Regions from separate parts of the Homo sapiens genome. Here region 2 is linked to region 1. Evidence: chromatin contacts called from ENCODE Hi-C or POLR2A ChIA-PET data. All regions are on one chromosome and are shown on one strand. Each heading gives the region's core, a stretch centred on a gene start or an enhancer-like site at or near the end of the contact. The rest is flanking DNA. Distances are from core to core; before and after follow the strand shown. Region 1 holds the start of ELAVL1 (ELAV like RNA binding protein 1). Region 2 holds the start of ZNF121 (zinc finger protein 121).

Evidence for each region. A loop is a pair of places that touch in the nucleus more often than their neighbours do. ChIA-PET counts read pairs that join two places held with the same protein, here RNA polymerase II (POLR2A). Pooled maps may share reads with other maps.
Region 2: a loop to region 1 is called in a pooled map, with 6 times the contacts of the local background. The contact joins the promoter of ZNF121 here to the promoter of ELAVL1 in region 1. A Hi-C loop is called at or near these places in 1 of 50 pooled maps. POLR2A ChIA-PET finds 5 or more read pairs at or near these places in 2 of 52 experiments (HCT116 and T-cell).

What each region holds. Positions count from the first base shown.
Region 1 is chr19:8,003,059-8,008,439 of GRCh38, reverse strand. ELAVL1 (ELAV like RNA binding protein 1) reads left to right here and starts at 2,799. Exons shown (of 6, transcript NM_001419.3): 1 at 2,799-2,945. LOC105372266 (a long non-coding RNA gene) reads right to left here and starts at 2,627. Exons shown (of 4, transcript XR_936302.2): 1 at 2,482-2,627; 2 at 10-147. RefSeq lists silencers at 2,424-2,913, 3,144-3,343, 3,374-3,423.
Region 2 is chr19:9,580,788-9,585,986 of GRCh38, reverse strand. It overlaps ZNF121 (zinc finger protein 121), which reads left to right and starts at 1,483. Exons shown (of 4, transcript NM_001008727.5): 1 at 1,483-1,526. RefSeq lists enhancers at 1,093-1,904, 2,719-3,531, 3,532-4,345.

The DNA.
Region 1 (5,381 bases), core at 1,550-4,049:
AAAAATTACCCGGGCATGGTGGCAAATGTCTGTAATCGCAGCTACTCGGGAGGCTGAGGCAGGAGAATCGCTTGAACCCGGGATGGGGAGGTTGCAGTTAGCCGAGATCCCGCCACTGCACTCCAGCCTTGGCAACAGAGTGAGACTCTGTCTCAAAAAAATAAGAAAAAAAAAGCATGCAGGAAAGAAAAAGGACACAAAGTATCTTCTATTTTGGAAAGATAACAGATGCAAAACATCCTGTATTTTAAAATATTGACTACATGTTTAAATAATAACATATTCAACCTACTGAGTTAAATAAAACACATTACAACTAACATCACCCGTTTCTTTTTACTTATTTTTAAACATGGCTAACAATGTACCAATTTAAATTACATACCTCGCTGACAAATCTGTGGCTTGCTTATACTGTTTTTTTGAGATGTAATTTCCCTCTTTCACCTAGGCTGGAGTGCAGTGGCGGGATCTCGGCTCACTGCAACCTCCACTTTCCAGTTTCAAGCGATTCTCCTGCCTCAGCCTCCCGAGTAGCTGGGATTACAGGCTCCTGCCACCACGTCCAGCTAATTTTTGTATTTTTAGTAGAGACTGGGGTTTCAACATGTTGGCCAGGCTGGTCTCGAACTACTGACCTGGTGATCTGCCCGCCTCGGCCTCCCAAAGTGCTGGGATTACAGGCGTGACCTACTGTGCCTGGCCTGCTTTGTTTATACTTCTATTGCACCGTGATGACCCAGAATGCTGGCTACTATAAAATTTAACAATTAAATGTTAAATTTAACATTTAATTGAGCTAGGTGTGGTGGCACGTGCCTATAATCCCAGCTACTTGGGAGCCTGAGGCAGAAGGACTGCTTGAGGTCAGGAGTTAAACCTGTGGGATGATTGCACCTGTGAACAGCCACTGCACTCCAGCCTGGGCAACACAGTGAGACCCAATCTCTAAAAAGCTTTCCTAGGCCGGGTGGTGGCTCATGCCTGTAATCCCAGCACTTTGGGAGGCCGAGGTGGGTGGATCACTTGAGGCCAGGAGTTTGAGACCAGCCTGGCCAACATGGCAAAACCCCATCTCTACTAAAACCACAAGAATTAGCTGGGTGTGATGTTGCACGCCTGTGATCCCAGCTACTTGGGAGGCTGAGGCACGAGAATCACTTGAATAGGGAGGCAGAGGTTGCAGTGAGCTGAGATCACACCACTGCATTCCAGCCTGCACAGCAGAGTGAGACCCTGTCTCCAAAAAAAAAAAAAAAAAAAAAAAAAACTTCTAAGAAAATATGATTAAAAAAAGAAACAGGCTGGGCACCGTGGCTCCCGCCTGTAATCCCAACACTTTGGGAGGCCAAAGCAGGAGGATCACTTAAGTCTAGAAGTTTGAGACCAGCCTAGGCAATACAGCAAGACCTCATCGCTACAAAAAAATAAAACATTAGCCAGGCATAGTGGCACATCCTGTAGTCTAAGCTACTCAGGAATCTGAAGCCGGAGGATTGATTGCCTGAGCTGGGGAAGTTGAGGCTGCAGTTAGCTGTGATCATACCACCGCACTCCAAATTGGGTGACAGAGTGAGATCCTGTCTCAAAAAAAAAAAAAAAAAAAGAAAAACAAAATTGTAGGCCAGGCGCAGTGGCTCAAGCCTGTAATCCCAGCACTTTGGGAGGCTGAGGCGGGCAGATCACGAGGTCAAGAGATACAGATCATCATGGCCAACACGGTGAAACCCCGTCTCTACTAAAAATACAAAAATTAGCTGGTTGTGGTGGCGCAGCGCCTGTAGGCCCAACTACTTAGGAGGCTGAGGCAGGAGAATCGCTTGAACCTGGGAAGCGGAGGTTGCAGTGAGCGGAGATCACGCCACTGCACTCCAGCCTGGCGACAGAGCGAGTCTCCGTCTCAAATAAATAAATAAATAAATAAAAATAAAAAGACTATTATTTTCAGATCATAAAAAAAAAAAAGAAAAAATTAGGCAGAGTGCAGGCATGCCTGTAATCCCAGCTCTTTGGGAGGCGGAGGCAGGAGAATCGCTTGAGTCCAGGAGTTCGAGACCAGCCTGGGCAACAGAACCAGAGCCCATCTTTACATAAAAAAAAATTAAACATGTAGCTTGCATGTATTTCTACTAGGGCATTCTAGGCCAGCGCTGGTTTAGAATGTTAGCCCAATAAGACCAGGTATTTTTTTTCTGCTCACTGCCCATACAGTGATTGACACACAGTAGGCGCTCAATGACATTTTAATGAATGAATGAGATGCTGAGCCTTCGGGAACTGGCTTGCTCAAAGAGCCAGCACCGATGAAGCGCTGACCACGTTCCATGCCCCGCCTCCTCAGCGCACCAGAGAAGGAAACTGAGGCCCGGCAAGGTGACGTCAGCTCCTGCCCAACGGCACGTAGTGCGGAAACGTCGGGGCCGGGATTCGAACCCAGGTTCTGTACCCGTAACCCCGGCGCGCTGACCTTTCCTACCTTACCGGGCGGCGGCAGGACAGACAGGTGCGGGACACACGGCGAGCGCTCAACCAGAGGCGCCGCTCCTCAGCCACCGCCTTCCGTCAGCCTCCGAGGGCCGGAACCCAGTTCGCCCCCTCCGCGGCCATCGCTGGCTGCCCGCGTCTCCGCCGGCCGCGGAGCACTTCGCAGGCGGCGCCGACCGGAAGTCCCGCCTCTCCCGCGCGCCCCGGAGCGCCGCGACAGCTACGCCGGCCAATGAGCAGCGCGCCGTGGCGGACGTCGGCCAATGGGCTCGCGCGCGGGGGGGGCGTGTCCGGGCCGCGGGCCGGAGCGGGTCGTGCGCGCTGAGGAGGAGCCGCTGCCGCCGTCGCCGTCGCCGCCACCGCCGCCACCGCTACCGAGGCCGAGCGGAGCCGTTAGCGCCGCGCCGCCGCCGCCTCCCGCCCGCCCCGGAGCAGCCCCGGGCCCGCCCGCCCGCATCCAGGTGAGGCGGTGGGGGGCCTTCGGCGGCGCCCGACGGGGTAGGCCGCGGCAGGCCTGAGCTCGCCTGGCCTGGCCGCGGGGCGCCCGCGGGCCTGCACCGGCCGAGGCCCAGGCCGCGCCGGACCGGGGGAGGGGACGCGCGCTGGGGCCGCGGCGGGCGGGTCGGGGCGGGCCGGTGTGGGCGCCGGCTACAGGCCCCGGGGCCGGATTCCTCTGGCGCCTCGAGGGACGGGCGAGGGGGATACGGCGTGGGCATGCGCCGGGGGGCCGGGCTGCACGGCCGGGGGCCCCGGTCGCCTTGGAAGCCCGGGCTCCGGGGGCGGGAGAGTGGGGCCAGCTACGGGGGAGCGCCGGGAACGCTTTGAGCGCGCAGAGGTCACGGCCCACGGGCTTGCTCCCCCGGGAAATCCCACAGATTCTTTTGTGGTCGTTGTCAGAGCACCGCGGCCGGTGCGAGGTCCTTTGAGAAGTGTGCAAACCCTTCAGTAGATACACGGGAGTCCTGGGGGAAAAAAAAAATCTAAACTGCATCTTTTTTTGAGCGCCATCTCTAACAAAGCTGTTTGTGGGGCGTGGGACGTTAGGATTTGTAAAATATGTGTGTGTGCCTGTTGGAAACACAAGCTGCACACAGTTGAACAATGGGGGATGGATGCCCTTCCTTCCTTTTCCGGTGCTCTGGGCTGCGGGGCTTGTTAAAATGGGTTTTGGTCCCTACTGTGTGCAGGGCAGGTGGAGAAGAACTTCTGCACAACTTCTGCATGGGCTTCCCGTGGTGGGACTGAGCCCCCTTGCTAGAAAGTGTTCATCTAAGATCCGGATGGCCAGAAATGGGAAGATGAGGAGAATGATCTGTCTAGAGCAGGGTTTCTCGACGTTGGCCCTACTGATGTTTGGGGTCAGATAGTTTTTGGTTGTGGTGGTAGTGGGGGCTTCCCTGTGCAATGTAGGAAGTTGAGCCGTATTCCTGGCCTCTACCCACTAGATGCCAGCAGTATCCCCATGCTCCAAGTCGTGAGGATCAAAAGTATCTCCAAACATTGCCAGATGGCTCGGGTTGCGGGGGAGGGGTCTCTTCCACTCTCACACGCACAGGTGAGAACCATTACTGAACTAAATGCTCTTCCTCCAAAAGTTCTAATGCCCTGGGAGATGCTCCCAAGACCTCGAACAAGCTTGACTCTGTTGAGCCTTAGTTTTCTTATCTATAAAATGGGAAGGACAAAAGTGTGGTGCAAATTGAAGAGGGTGGAAATCCCGTTGCGTTGTGCGTGGTCTGTGCCTGGTAGGCACTGAATAAATGATGTTGTACATAGCCACCAGTATTTATTGAGGATTTACTATGTGCTTGACACTTTGTGGACGTTTGTCTGCAGTCCTTGAGGCAGGTGATGTTATAATTTCCATTAATTTCCATTTTAGAGATGAAGAAACTGAGGCTTAGATGGGTCACTTGATGTGACCAGTCTCATGCACTAAAGTGGCTGCGCCAGGGTTTGAACTCGGGCCCTCTGATTCAAAACCCTTACTCTTAACCACTCGATTGTACTGCTCCTATAATCACAAGGCTCCAGGGCACTCCAGTTGTCATCGAATATTTTCTGTGTGCAAAGTTCTGTGCTGGGATCTATTATCAAATTCTGCAACTTCGAGGCCCACAAAGAGGTTGAGATACACGAACGTCTCAAATGTGGAAGGAAATAATACTGTTTATGTTGATGCATTGGTTTTGAGCAGACAGAGTTTCAGTCTGGATGTGTTGAGTCTGAGATCATGGTGCTATTTCTTTTTTTTTTTTTTTTTTGAGACGGAGTCTCACTCTGCCGCCCAGGCTGGAGTGCAGTGGTGCGATCTCGGCTCACTGCAAGCTCCGCCTCCCGGGTTCACGCCATTCTTCTGCCTCAGCCTCCCGAGTAGCTGGGACTACAGGCGCCGGCTACCACGCCCGACTAATTTTTTGTACTTTTAGTAGAGACGGGGTTTCACCGTGTTAGCCAGGATGGTCTCGATCTCCTGACCTTGTGATCCGCCCGCCTCGGCCTCCCAAAGTGCTGGGATTACAGGCGTGAGCCACCGCGCCCGGACCATGGTGCTATTTCTTTTTTTTTTTTTTTCTTTTTCTTTTTTTTTTTTTTTTTTTGAGACAGTTTCACCCTTGTTGCCCAGGCTGGAGTGCAGTTGTGCCATCTCAGCTCACTGCAACCTCAGCCTCCCAAGTAGCTGGGATTACAGGCAGCCGCCACCACGTCCAGCTAATTTTTTGCATTTTTAGTAGAGGTGGGATTTCGCCTTGTTGAGCAGGCTGGTCTCGAACTCCTGACCTCAGGTGATCCACCCGCCTTGGCCTCCTAAAGTCCTGGGATTACAGGTGTGAGCCACCGCGCCCAGCCCATGGTGCTATTTCAAGTAAAAGAAATGAGAGAATTATGAAAAAACT
Region 2 (5,199 bases), core at 234-2,733, 1.6 Mb before region 1:
GTAGGAAATGTGGTCCTGGCCCATGTGGGAAGATCAGAAAAATAACAATAGAAATACATGTTTTTGGCCAGGCGTGGTGGCTCACATCTGTAATCCCAGCACTTTGGAAAGGTGAGGCAGGCGGATCATGAGGTCAGGAGTTCGAGACCAACTGGGCCAATATGGTGAAACCCTGTCTTTACTAAAAATACAAAAATTAGCCGGGCATGGCGGCGCCTGCCTGTAATCTCTGCTACTCAGGAGGCTGAGAGAGAAGAATCGCTTGAACCCGGGAGGCAGAGGTTGCAGTGAGCAAGATCGTGCCACTGCACTCCAGCCTGGGCAACAGAGCTAGACTCCATCTCAAAACAAAAACAAAAACATATTTAAAATTTTTTTTAAACAGAGACGGGGTCTTGCTGTATTGCCCAGGCTGGTCTCAAACTCCTGGCCTCAAACGATCCCTTGGCCTCCCAAATTGCTGGGATTATAGGCATAAGCCACCATACCCAGCCAGAAATACATACTTGATGAAGACAAAAAAAAATCAAGATTTACAGAAAATATTATTATATTGAAAACGTGGCCGGGTGCGGTGGCTCATGTCTATAATTCCAGCACTTTGGGAAGCTGAGGGAGACAGATCATTGGAGGTCAGGAGTTCGAGATCAGTCTGGCCATCATGGTGAAACTCTTCTCTACTAAAAGTACAAAAATTAGCTGGGCGTGGAGGCAGACATCTGTAATCCCAGCTACTCGGGAGGTTGAGGCAGGAGAATCACTTGAACCCGGGGGGCAGAGGTTACAGTGAGCCGAGGTCATGCCACTGCACTCCAGCCTGGGCAACAGAGTGAGATCTGTCTCAAAAAAAAATAAAAAATGAAAAAGAAAAACGAAAAAAGAAAACGCAATGGAACCAGCAGGTTCTAAAAAATAAAGAATGAAGAAATAAAGGCCTACAGAAAGCCTGACTGAATAGAAGAGATAGACCATGCCATTCACTGGCAGCTTTATCCATATGGAAGAATCATGGAAAGGCTCTAGGAACATGAGATGTATACAAACAAGCTTTATATATATGTATACACACATATATATTTTAATAAAGGATGTTGCTATTTTGCCCACGCTGGTCTTGAACTCTTGGACTCAAGCTATCCACCTGCCTTAGCCTCCCAAAGTGTTGGACTTACAGGCCTTAGCCACTGTGCCCACCTGGGAAAAGCTCTGCAGGAGCATCCCCTGGGGTGCGTCCCATCCCCCACGCCCGCCCTTCCAGCAGGTCCGGCCACCTGAACCGCCGGCTAGCCGGGTCCCACCTCTAAACCGCCCCCAAGTAAGGGCCTGTCCGCGCCCACCCGGGAAGAAACTACAATTTCTGTGTTTGACTGGGTCCTATGTGGCTGAAACTCGAACCCAGGAGCCCCGCCCGGCCCGAGGCTCGGAGCGGAAGTGACGTCAGCGCACAATCGCCATCTTTTCCGGCGCTGGCTCCGCATGGTCAGTGCCATTTCGCCTTTATCGTGGTGGAGTCCACCCTGGCTGTGGTGAGTTCCGCCTGCTTGGGGATCCCGGAGATAGCGGGGGGCGGCAAAGGAACGATTGGGTGCTGTCGCCCAGGAGCCTCTCCGATCCGCCTCGTTTCACTCTCTTCTCCAGGGGCTGTCGGTCCTCCTTGCGCGGCCAGTGGCTAGAGGCCGCAGGCTCAGTGGGTCCCAGTCAGGAGCCAGGTCGGGAAGTGTGTTTGTCCCGACTCCGCGCGTTTTCTGGAGTGGTTTCATCCGCTGTGCTCCCTTCTTCAAAAGCTTGGAAAGCAACCTTTGTGAGTTTCTTTCTTTCTGAAAGTAAAAGGATTTCTGCCGTTCCAGTCAGGTTGGCTCCGGCCCCGCATTTCCGCGCCTCAGGAACCTGGCGTTTCCGGCATGTTCCTGGTGAACACCTGCAGAAAATTGGTTTCAAGAGGGCTCTGACTTCCATTTCTTTGCTTAAAAATGTCTCGTCTGAGAATCTGGCATTGATGTCCTATTCTTATTTTTGACACATTACTTTCTGATGGAAAAAAAATAGTCGTTTAGGGTGTGCCTATATCTGCATGTAAATATGAACACGTGTAGACTGTGAGCCTTTAGTTTCTTATTTTATTTTCTTGGACTTAATGTTTTTTGTTGTTACCAGCTACAAGCCTTTCTACAAAAGAAAGGCAGGCTGGGCGCGCTGGCTCACGCCTGTAGTCCCAGCCATTTGGGAGGTCGAGGCGGGCAGATCACCTGAGGTCAGGAGTTCGAGACCAGCCTGGCCAACATGGTGAAACCCTGTCTCTACTAAAAATACAAAAAATTAGCCAGGCGCGATGGCGGGCGCCTGTAGTCCCAGCTACTCGGGAGGCTGAGGCAGGAGAATGGCGTGAACCCGGGAGGCGGAGCTTGCAGTGAGCCGAGATCGCGCCACTGCACTCCAGCCTGGGCAAAAGAGGGAGACTCCGTCTCACACACACAAAAAAAAAAAAAAAAAAAAAAAAGCCAGGCTTGGTGGCAGTCCCCTGTAATCCTAGCTACTTGGGAGGCTGAGGCAGGAGGATTGCTTGAACCTGAGAGGCCGAGGTTGCAGTGAGCCGAGATCTGCCACTGCACTCCAGCCTGGGCGATGAGAGCGAAACTCCGTCTCAAAAAAGAAAGAAAGGCAATAATACACAGCTGTTGTCTTTATCTGAAGTTCCTAGGTCTGTACCCCCCCACAGAGCTTCAAAACGGGCCCACAGGAAGAAAGGATGGAGGCTTTTGTTTGTTTTTTTCAGACGGAGTCTTGCTCTGTCGCCCAGGCTGGAGTGCAGTGGCGCGATCTCAGCTCACTGCAACCTCCACCTCCTGGGTTCAAGTGATTCTCCTGCCTCAGCCTCCGAGTAGCAGGGACAACAGGCATGGGGACCATGCCCAGCTAATTTTTTTTTTTTGTATTTTTAGTGGAGACAGGGTTTCACCATGCTCGCCAGGCTGGTCTCGAACTCCTGACCTTGTAATCCGCCTGACGGCCTCCCAAAGAGCTGGGATTACAGGCGTGAGCCTCCGCTCCTGGCCAGGATGGAGGCTTTATAATCAGAATATTATTCTAGTATTAGTGTAATAAAGTAGTATCTATTGAATTTATTAACAGCATGTTTAGACTAAGTGTAGTTTTGACATTTTTTTCTGAAAAATTTGATCCTAGGGAAAACTTGAACATCTAACACACCCAGTCTAGTAGTTTTTTTTTTTTTTTTTTTGAGACAGAGTCTCGCTCTGCTACCCGGGTCGGGGTGCAGAGGTGCGATCTCGGCTCACTGCAACCTCTGCCTCCCAGGTTCAAGTAATTCTCCTGCCTCCCTAGCATTAGGTGCGTCCATGTGAAGAGACCACCAAACAGGCTTTGTATGAGCAATAAAGCTTTTAATCACCTGGGTGCAGGCAGACTGAGTTCAGAAAAGGAGTCAGCAAAGGGAGATAGGGGTCGGGCAGTTTTATAGGATTTGGGTAGATAGTGGAAAATTACAGTTAAAGGAGGTTGTTCTCTTGCGGGCAGGGGCGGGGATCACAAGGTGCTCAGTGGGGAGCTCCTGAGATTCATTGTCCAGGAGAAGGAATGTCACAAGGTCAATTGATCAGTTAGGTTGGGGCAGGAACAAATCACAATGGTGGAATGTCATCAGTTAAGGCAGGAACTAGCTATTTTCGCTTCTTCTTGTTGTTCTTCAGTTGCTTCAGGCCATCTGGATGTATACGTGCAGGTCACAGGGAGTCTGATGGCTTGGCTTCGGCTCAGAGGCCTGACACCTAGTAGCTGGGACACAGGCACATGCCGCCATGCCCAGCTAATTTTTTTTTGTATTTTAGTAGAGACAAGGTTTCACCATGTTGGCCAGGCTGGTCTCGAAATCCTGAGCTCAGGCAGTTCACCTGCTTCGGCCTCCCAAAATGCTGGGATTACAGGTGTGAGCCACTGTGCCTGAACACTTACTTTTTGAGCATTGTGCTTGTTTTCTTTCACCTCAGGTAAATACATTTTATGGTGAACAATTTGAGTGTAAATTGAGCATAATTGCACACGTGATACTTGACCTTTAAATACTTGGTAATGCATCGCCTAAAAAAATAGCACTGTCATTCTGAAACCACAATACTAGTATTTCACTTAAATAAAAAATAATAATGTCATCTAATGTCTGCTTTTTATAATAACTAAAATTCTCCGCATTGATTCAACGTATGCTCTTGGATGTTTTTGGGTTTAAGATCCATTCAAGATTTTTACATTGCAATTGTTAATGTTTTCAGTGTCTTTTTACCTAGAACAGTTATTATTGTATATTATATTGACTTTTGGAGAGTCACACTGTGGGATATGAGGATATGATGAGGTTTCTCTTCAAATAATCTCATCAATCTTTTATTCTCTAATTCATAGTACCCCCCCTTTTTCTCCTTTTTTCTCCTTTTTGCCTTTGTTAGATGCCCAGGCATGCCACAGTACAAAGCGTTATCAGTACCAGCTCACATACCTTTCCTTACTTAGAAAGAGGACTTTCTAGCTCACTACAGACATCCCTTCCCCTTCCTCTCCACTTTTCTTCTACGTGCCCACCCTATCTAAAAAAAATCAGGTGTTTCACCAACCGGGATTAGTTTAGATTGTACGACCTGACCCCGGCCAATAGGGAAAGGGTACAGGGGCAGGACTTGCATCAGGAGTAAAGGCTCTCATGCCCCTTTGTTCAGGTGTGCTCTCATGGCAACTGGTCAAGGAGGCACCCCTCTGCACAGAAGTAAAATTGCTTTGCTAAGAATCCTTTGTTCGAGTGTTCAATTTCCTTAGGATTTTGAGCGTTATTCCTAACACTCATTCTCTTAGAAAGTCATACAATCAGATATTTCTGATTGGATTCTCATGGTGTGTGTAAATATTCCTTTATTTCATGCGATTTCCTACAAACTCGGGGTTTTTGGCCTAAAGGAGAAGCTGACAACCTTTGTTTGATAAGGGCTGACAGTATGTACTTCGTGCTTTGGGGACCAGAAAGTCTCAAATTACTCAGATCTGCCTTAGTTACTTCATGTCCCATGATTAGTTGTTCATTCTCTATCGCATGGTAGTGGCAAACCACAACCTGTTTCTCAAAAGAGAAACAGTTAATCTGCACAAGAGGGCATGGATTGACTATGGAATACCAGAGGCCTCTACTCTACATCT